Linked DNA regions of Mus musculus: region 2 is linked to region 1. A link is a contact called in ENCODE Hi-C or POLR2A ChIA-PET data. All regions are on one chromosome and are shown on one strand. The core of a region is the stretch at or near the end of the contact, and the rest is flanking DNA. Distances in the headings are between cores, read along the strand shown.

Region 1 (3,115 bases), core at 168-2,667:
CTGGACCATGGCCGCCCTCCGCCGGTCGCACCTTCCGCTGGCTCGCCGCCTCCCGCGGCCTTTCCGCTCGCCCGCGCCGCTGCAAGGCCCCGCCGCCCTCTGTGGCACAAAGCAGAGCGGCAGTGAGCCTTCCTCCGGGCGGGGCTTCCGGGACGCCACGCGCCCTGGGTCACTCTCGCCAGTGGACTCCGACCCTTAAGCAGCCGGGCCAGCAAGACTCCAGGACCCCCAGAACTCAGAAAAGCTCTGCATGGCGGCTAAAAACACCAGCCTCGTAGCCACCTAACATTAACACTGCGTGGTCTGGTTTTTGATCGCTGCGCCGGGTGAATGCAACACCCAGGGCTTCCTGGAATCTGAAACCGCGGGCAAAACGAAGGTCCACAAAGACGCTATCCATCCGCTCTGGATGACATCAGAGGAGGATGGTCCTATTTCACAAAGTAATGAACTCGGAAAAGTCTGGAACTATTGAAAATGTAGCCCACAGCTAAATGAATGAATATGTGTGTGTGTGTGTGTGTGTGTGTGTGTGTGTGTGTGTGTGTAGTGTCAGTATGTCATATATACTGACACCAGCACTTAAAAGCATAGTTATTCAGTACTAGTACCAACAGTGAGATATATTTACAAAGTGCTATAGCATTATATATATATAAACATTTAGTCTTCACAATGTACTTTTAGATGTATTACCAAATTACCATGTCCATTTCATAGGTAAAGGAAACCGAGCTACATATTGTCAACCAACTTGGGCAAGTTCGAGCTGCCGGTCAACATTGGAGGCGAGACTCAATCCAGGCAGGATTGTCTCTGCTCTGTACTAGTCTGCACCGCCTCCTTCAGTTAGGGAAAGGCTGTGCTGTAGTCCCAGCTGCCCTGTTTAACTGCCTGGGTCAAGAAGGGCAAGCCACTAGGAAACATGCGATTGCCAATTCCAAGGAATTTCATGGGGCTTAGGAAGTGGAAACATTTGTAAAGGCATGAAACTCCTTAATGTTATCACGGATTTATATACTTACTCGTCACAGTGTTATATATACCTCAAGATCACTGCTCTACAAAGAATACCCACTTTCTCTGGTTGCCAGGCATCAGCAGACAAGGGCCAGACCCAAGTCCTCATATCCTGAAGCTTGTGACCCGGGCTGTCTTCTGCTTACCCTAGCTTGTTCCCAGCCTGCTCAGTCGCACATTAAACGATCCCCTCCCGGACATTTCCAAAGCACCACCCCGGAGCGATGCTCCCAGGCCCGCCAGCGACCGTCCCGGGCATCCCAGGTCCCCAGCGGTCAGCTCCACGCTGACACAGAGCTTACATGAACAAGGAAGGTGAAACCACCAGCTCTTCTCGCCCCGCGGTGTCGGCGTCCCGCACCTCCCGCGTGGACGCGAGGCCTGACGGAAGCAAACTGAGGATAAAGAGCTGCGGGTTCCTAGTGGCTCCGGGAAGCCACGCCCTGCTCTTAGTAGGCGGGCGAACTGCCCGTGTCAGAATGACAAAGCAAAAATCCAGTCCCCGCGCAGCCCCGGCAACCTGTCCCGGTTGTCCCCGCAAAGTGAGAGCTCCTAATTGGACCGTACAACATCCTCGCTGCTCGGAACCGCCCCCCGACCCAAAGGCCGCGGCTGCTATTCAAAGAATGTTGGGAACCAGAATCGAGTAAGAGTGTGGAGTGAGTAACCCGGGCTCAGCCCTAAGGCGCTGCTATCTACACAAGCTTGCGTTAGTCACATGAGGAATTTTAAAAATATTGACGCCCGGCACCCATACAGACGATCTGATGCCCCTGGCACTGGCTGTGACCCTGCCAAATAGTTGTTTTCTTAAAAAAAAAAAAAAAAAAAATCCAAAAGTTAATCTAATTGACTGCAAAGGCGGCAGTGACCTAAGGTAATGGATTAGTCAAGTCTGGTGATTCTCTTAAGGAAGTTCCCTGGTTTTTTAAAGCTATGCCTACTTCATCCTGAGTTACCCTGAGAAGAAATGACTAGTTCCCCTTACAATACTTCCTCCTCGTCCCAATCGGGCTTGGGGGTTCACCTTAAGGAAAACACTTGGCACACCACCACCAGCATCGACCAAAGAAGGCCTTGTCCTTTCATGCCTCCTGCCTCTAGGCTACTAAGAATGCTTGGTGAATGAATGAATGAATTGTCTGACCCACTATGGAAAAAAAAAAAAAAAAAAAACTAGGTGAGAAGGTTGCCAGCCTGAAGCCACGCCTTCTGAGAACTGGCCTCCCCACTTTCCTTCTAGGCTCTTCCAAGGTGACAGTAAGAAACTTGCATAAACGGACACACAGGCTGCCAGGCTGACCAGATACTTAGCCCACACTGCCCGCTGCTCATTTCTTGTGTGTGTACAAGCAGTGCTTGAACCGGAGCAGCCCCTGATACGCAAGTGTCAGGACTGGCTACAAAGTGTCTAGCTCCAAAGTGTTCAGGGCAAACGTAGTTAAGGACCAAGGGATGGCAAATCTGATTACCCCTGGCTCCCCAGCCAAGCTCTGTTTGCCGTATTTCAGGCACTGCACATTGGGACAGTCTGTAAAGGAAGGTCATGAACACCCCCTTCTTAAAAATACAGACAGTGCAACTTGTTTCAAGAGTACGACAGGGTAGAGAGAGGCTCTTCTATCACTAAGTTACAATAATGTACTAATGCTGTGATTATAGGATTCTAATAGCTTGACCCTGAAAGTGTCTTACATGGACTGGTCAGAGAGGGATCACAGTTGAGATGTTACTTTTTCTTTTTTTAAAGATTTATTTATTTTATGTATTTGAGTACACTGTCACTGTCTTCAGACATTACAGATGGTTGTGAGCCAACATGTGGTTACTGGGAATTGAACTCAGGACCTCTGGGAGAGCAGTCAGTGCTCTTAACCACTGAGCCACCTCTCCAGCCCCAGTTGAGATTTTTTTTTCTAACAGCTTATTAGAAAAGACTACATATGCCACTGCAACTCCCCACTGCTCTTAAGATAAGCAGACTATAGCACAAGTGGCTAAAACAGCTTCCCTGTTGTGAGGAGATGCAGAGAGCTCTACCCTGGTCCAGTTTAAAAGCAGTTCCTCCTTACCTTTCCCCATAGCTCAAGGACTG
Region 2 (3,358 bases), core at 420-2,919, 37 kb before region 1:
GTGGATGGCTTTGCTTCCCGGAAGACCAGGGTTGAAGGACCAGTCAGAACTGAAGAACCGCCAGCCTGTACGGATACCCTCAGCTGATGCTGCCCGGGCAATCGCATGGCGCCAGAGGTATGAGACGACAAGACTTCAGCCTTCAATACAAAGCCTGACTCAGCCCTGTGCGGTGTCAAAGAAGCCCAGAGCACCACTCAGTCAGAAGGCACGCGTGTGCATCAACATCTTTTATTGGTTCACATTTTTTTCCAGAAAAATTGTAATAAAAATACATGGAATTGGAATTTGCATTACAATACATTGTGCGATTACAGAATATGAACAATGACGTATACTCCTTCTTGTGGGGGTAGAACATTTCATTCCACTAAGAGAATCACATGATTAGTTACCCTACACTGTCTGTTGTTCTGATCTCAGAGACTGGCAGACTTGAAAGGAAAAAAAAACTTAAAAAATAAATAAATAAAACTGAACAGTCAACTCCCTTGGTTTCCCTGGTCCTTTCTCCTCTTCCCACTGTCTTCAACACAAGGACGGGGGGGCAGGTGTGAGGGAGCCTCGTGGGGCAGGGTGGGTGCTGCTGGCTGGACACCAGGCAAATCCCTTCCCTGAGGTGGCCCAGAAGGGTACTGTGAAACGCCACTCAGTACTGCAGGTGGGGACAGGCAAAGGGGAGGGCAAGAAAAGAAGCTGCAGGGCCAGGCCGTGTATGGTGGGAAACCTGGTTTGTGTAGTCCTCAGCCAGCATGTTCACGGTCATGTAACCTAGGAGCTAAACTACACCGTAAACGCCCCAGCAGCCATGCCGGCAGAGTACTGGCTGTCCTGACAGAGTTCCTGTGGGCTCACTGAACAGAAAAAAAGAAAAACCATTTGGTTTTTCAATGAAAAATCCTTCACATCCACCTGTGTTCAATAATAATAATAACTTACGTTATGAACAGCTTCCTTATGAAAGTAATTACCTCAGAAGATGTATAGGCTGTGTGGAGGAAGAGCCACTTGCCTGTGAATGTAGTTCTTATGGGACACAGCTTAAGACTAAATCCACCTCACAAAAACACCAAGTTTAAAGCAAATTAAGCGTTTTCCACTGAGAACCAGACAATAATTGTACCAGGAGAGACACTCACTGCTGGTCTGCCTCTACCCTGCGATGCTCTAAGCTACCCAAGAGCCATGCGATGCAGTTCAAGTAGATTAGCCAAGTCGCCACCTCCCTTGCTAAGCACACTGCAGGAAACTTGCAAAAGTGGCCAATGGTTTTTCTCGTTTTGGACACAAGACTTATTAAAGGAGACAATGCTACACCAGTTAGTAAAAGCAGACAGTGTATTTTAGTCACAGGGTAATTCGTCTTTCTGGGGATAAATTGGTTTGGCTCTCATAAGCCATCTCACCCACTTCCACACAGTAAAGACTGTTGCAGATGGACCAGCCATGACAAAAACTGATTGCTAATATTCCCTATCTCTAGTATCATTAACCCCATGGAGGAAAAAAGAAAAACAGAATTGACATTAGACAGCTTGAAAGTGAGACTAAGACAATCTACAGGAAAAGGTTGAGCTCAACAGACCCGGCAGCTCTTCTGTCACTGCCCACCACTTGGGCTTGAGGCCAGTGACTTCATGGACGCATGCCTGTGATGCTCTGCCAGATGTCAGTCTGAGTCTGTCATGGTGACCCCAGTGCGATGCTGCAGCCTCCTTCGACCTGCCACCTCCTACCCACAAGATCCCAGGGACCCGGTGGCCTTAGGACAGCACCTTGAATTGGCGCCTAGGACCCAAGAGCCTTCCTGAACTTCACCTGGGCGTGGGCAAGGAAGCAAGGCAATGGTCTGTAGTCTTGGCAACAGCATCCACACTGGGGCTTAACCTCAGCAGCCAGACTGGAGGATGTCTCCCCCAGAGCGCTTCGTCACTGACAACGTTGTGAATATCTGCAGGAAAGAGGAAGGAGAGCATTTCAAACTCCAGAGCAAACAAGTTCACAGACAGCGCCACATACATTACAGTGACTTAGGTGATACGTAAAATAAACAGAACTCAAGTATTCCACCAGAGTCCTCTAGTTCTCCAGAGGATAAAAGGAGGAATGCATTAAAATGAGCTGCTTCCTATATGTGCGAATATTTGGTGGTTAAGGGCATTGTCGACCCTCATTCTTATACAGTGGAAGCTAACCCCACTCACTCAGACTGCAGCCCCCGGAAAGGATGCCATCTGTACTACGGGGGAGTTGGGGGGCAGACTGACTACCTCATTCTGTACCATTTCCTGTTGGTCTCATACAACCTCTCCCCTCGGTTTCCAACAGGGCTCCCGTGCCTCTGTCTGTTCTGTAGCTATCTGGTCATAGCTGAGATACAGTGAGACCCTGCAGGCCATGGTCACCTTACAGGCTGCCCCATCCTGACACACAGACAACATGACAATAGCCAGAAAGGGTCCTCGGGGCTGCTCTTGTCAGCGGCTCCTTGAGGACACAGGATGTGTGCAATCTCAGAGCCACACACAGACGACCCAGCACACCTCCCTCCTCGAATGACACTTTACTACAAACTGAGCATGGCGACTGCTGAGCTGCCCTGGGCCTGTGTGTGTGTGTGTGTGTGTGTGTGTGTGTGTGTGTGTGTGTGTATAAAGCTCACCAGGCCATTCCCTAACGACTTTACTACAAAGATTATACATGTAGCAACAGTGGACTGTTTCCATCCTCTAAGTAGATCAAATATCAGCATGAGCCTAGGGACCTTCACACCATTTCCAGAGGCTCCACCTGCCCTGCCAAGAAGTCTCCTTAGCCAGAGGCCACAGTGTATGTGGAAGGTGCCAGAAGAAGCCGATGCAGACTGCACACATCTTTGCTGACACTTGGAAACAAGCTTTTTTTTTTTTTTGCCAAATAATACACTTTCATTGTTTCTTGGAAAGAAAGAAAAATATTGGTTTCTTAGAACACTAACTTATTTATTTGTCCGTTTACTTGAGACAGGATCTGACTCTGGAGCCTTGACTGATTTTAAGCTCAGGGCAATTCTCCTGTCTCAGCCTTCCAAGTACCAGTGTTCACAGAGGAACACCAATATGTAATACAAGAAGAAAGGAGCAAGAAATCCTCTTGATGTACACTGACCAGAGCAACCAGAATGCAGCAAGCATCCTTTGACCGAAAGGGGATTTCTAACCCTGAGAAAAGCCCTTGCTCTAGCTGAGCCTGGAGTAGACACGGGCTACAACACAGCAAACATTCAGACCTGAGTACTTACGGGCCAAATCTTAAAATATGACTAATTCACACTCAAAATCAAGGGACTATATATAATAGGGAGTTCATCTTTGTCAGT

The links. Hi-C counts contacts between places; a loop is a spot of excess contacts on that map. ChIA-PET counts read pairs that join two places held with the same protein, here RNA polymerase II (POLR2A).
Region 2: a loop to region 1 is called in a map of gastrocnemius, with 2.6 times the contacts of the local background. The contact joins the enhancer-like site here to the promoter of Txnrd1 in region 1. A Hi-C loop is called at or near these places in 8 of 37 maps with a recorded cell type or tissue (adrenal gland, gastrocnemius, heart and 2 more). POLR2A ChIA-PET finds 5 or more read pairs at or near these places in 4 of 5 experiments (Patski and embryonic stem cell).

The regions. Positions count from the first base shown.
Region 1 is chr10:82,857,508-82,860,622 of GRCm38, reverse strand. It overlaps Txnrd1 (thioredoxin reductase 1), which reads right to left and starts at 1,417. Exons shown (of 15, transcript NM_001042513.1): 1 at 1,323-1,417; 2 at 1-99. It overlaps Gm38560 (predicted gene, 38560), which reads left to right and starts at 1,615. Exons shown (of 4, transcript NR_156010.1): 1 at 1,615-1,666.
Region 2 is chr10:82,894,570-82,897,927 of GRCm38, reverse strand. Txnrd1 (thioredoxin reductase 1) reads right to left here. Exons shown (of 15, transcript NM_001042513.1): 15 at 204-1,951. The coding sequence ends at 1,883. Among named protein-coding and RNA genes, the nearest start is that of Eid3, 30 kb to the right of the region's middle. Within about 2 kb of position 1,669, at least 1 of the 3 ENCODE cell types and tissues checked has a DNase peak (open chromatin) inside an H3K27ac peak, as active enhancers do; it is gastrocnemius, where a contact is called at or near this core.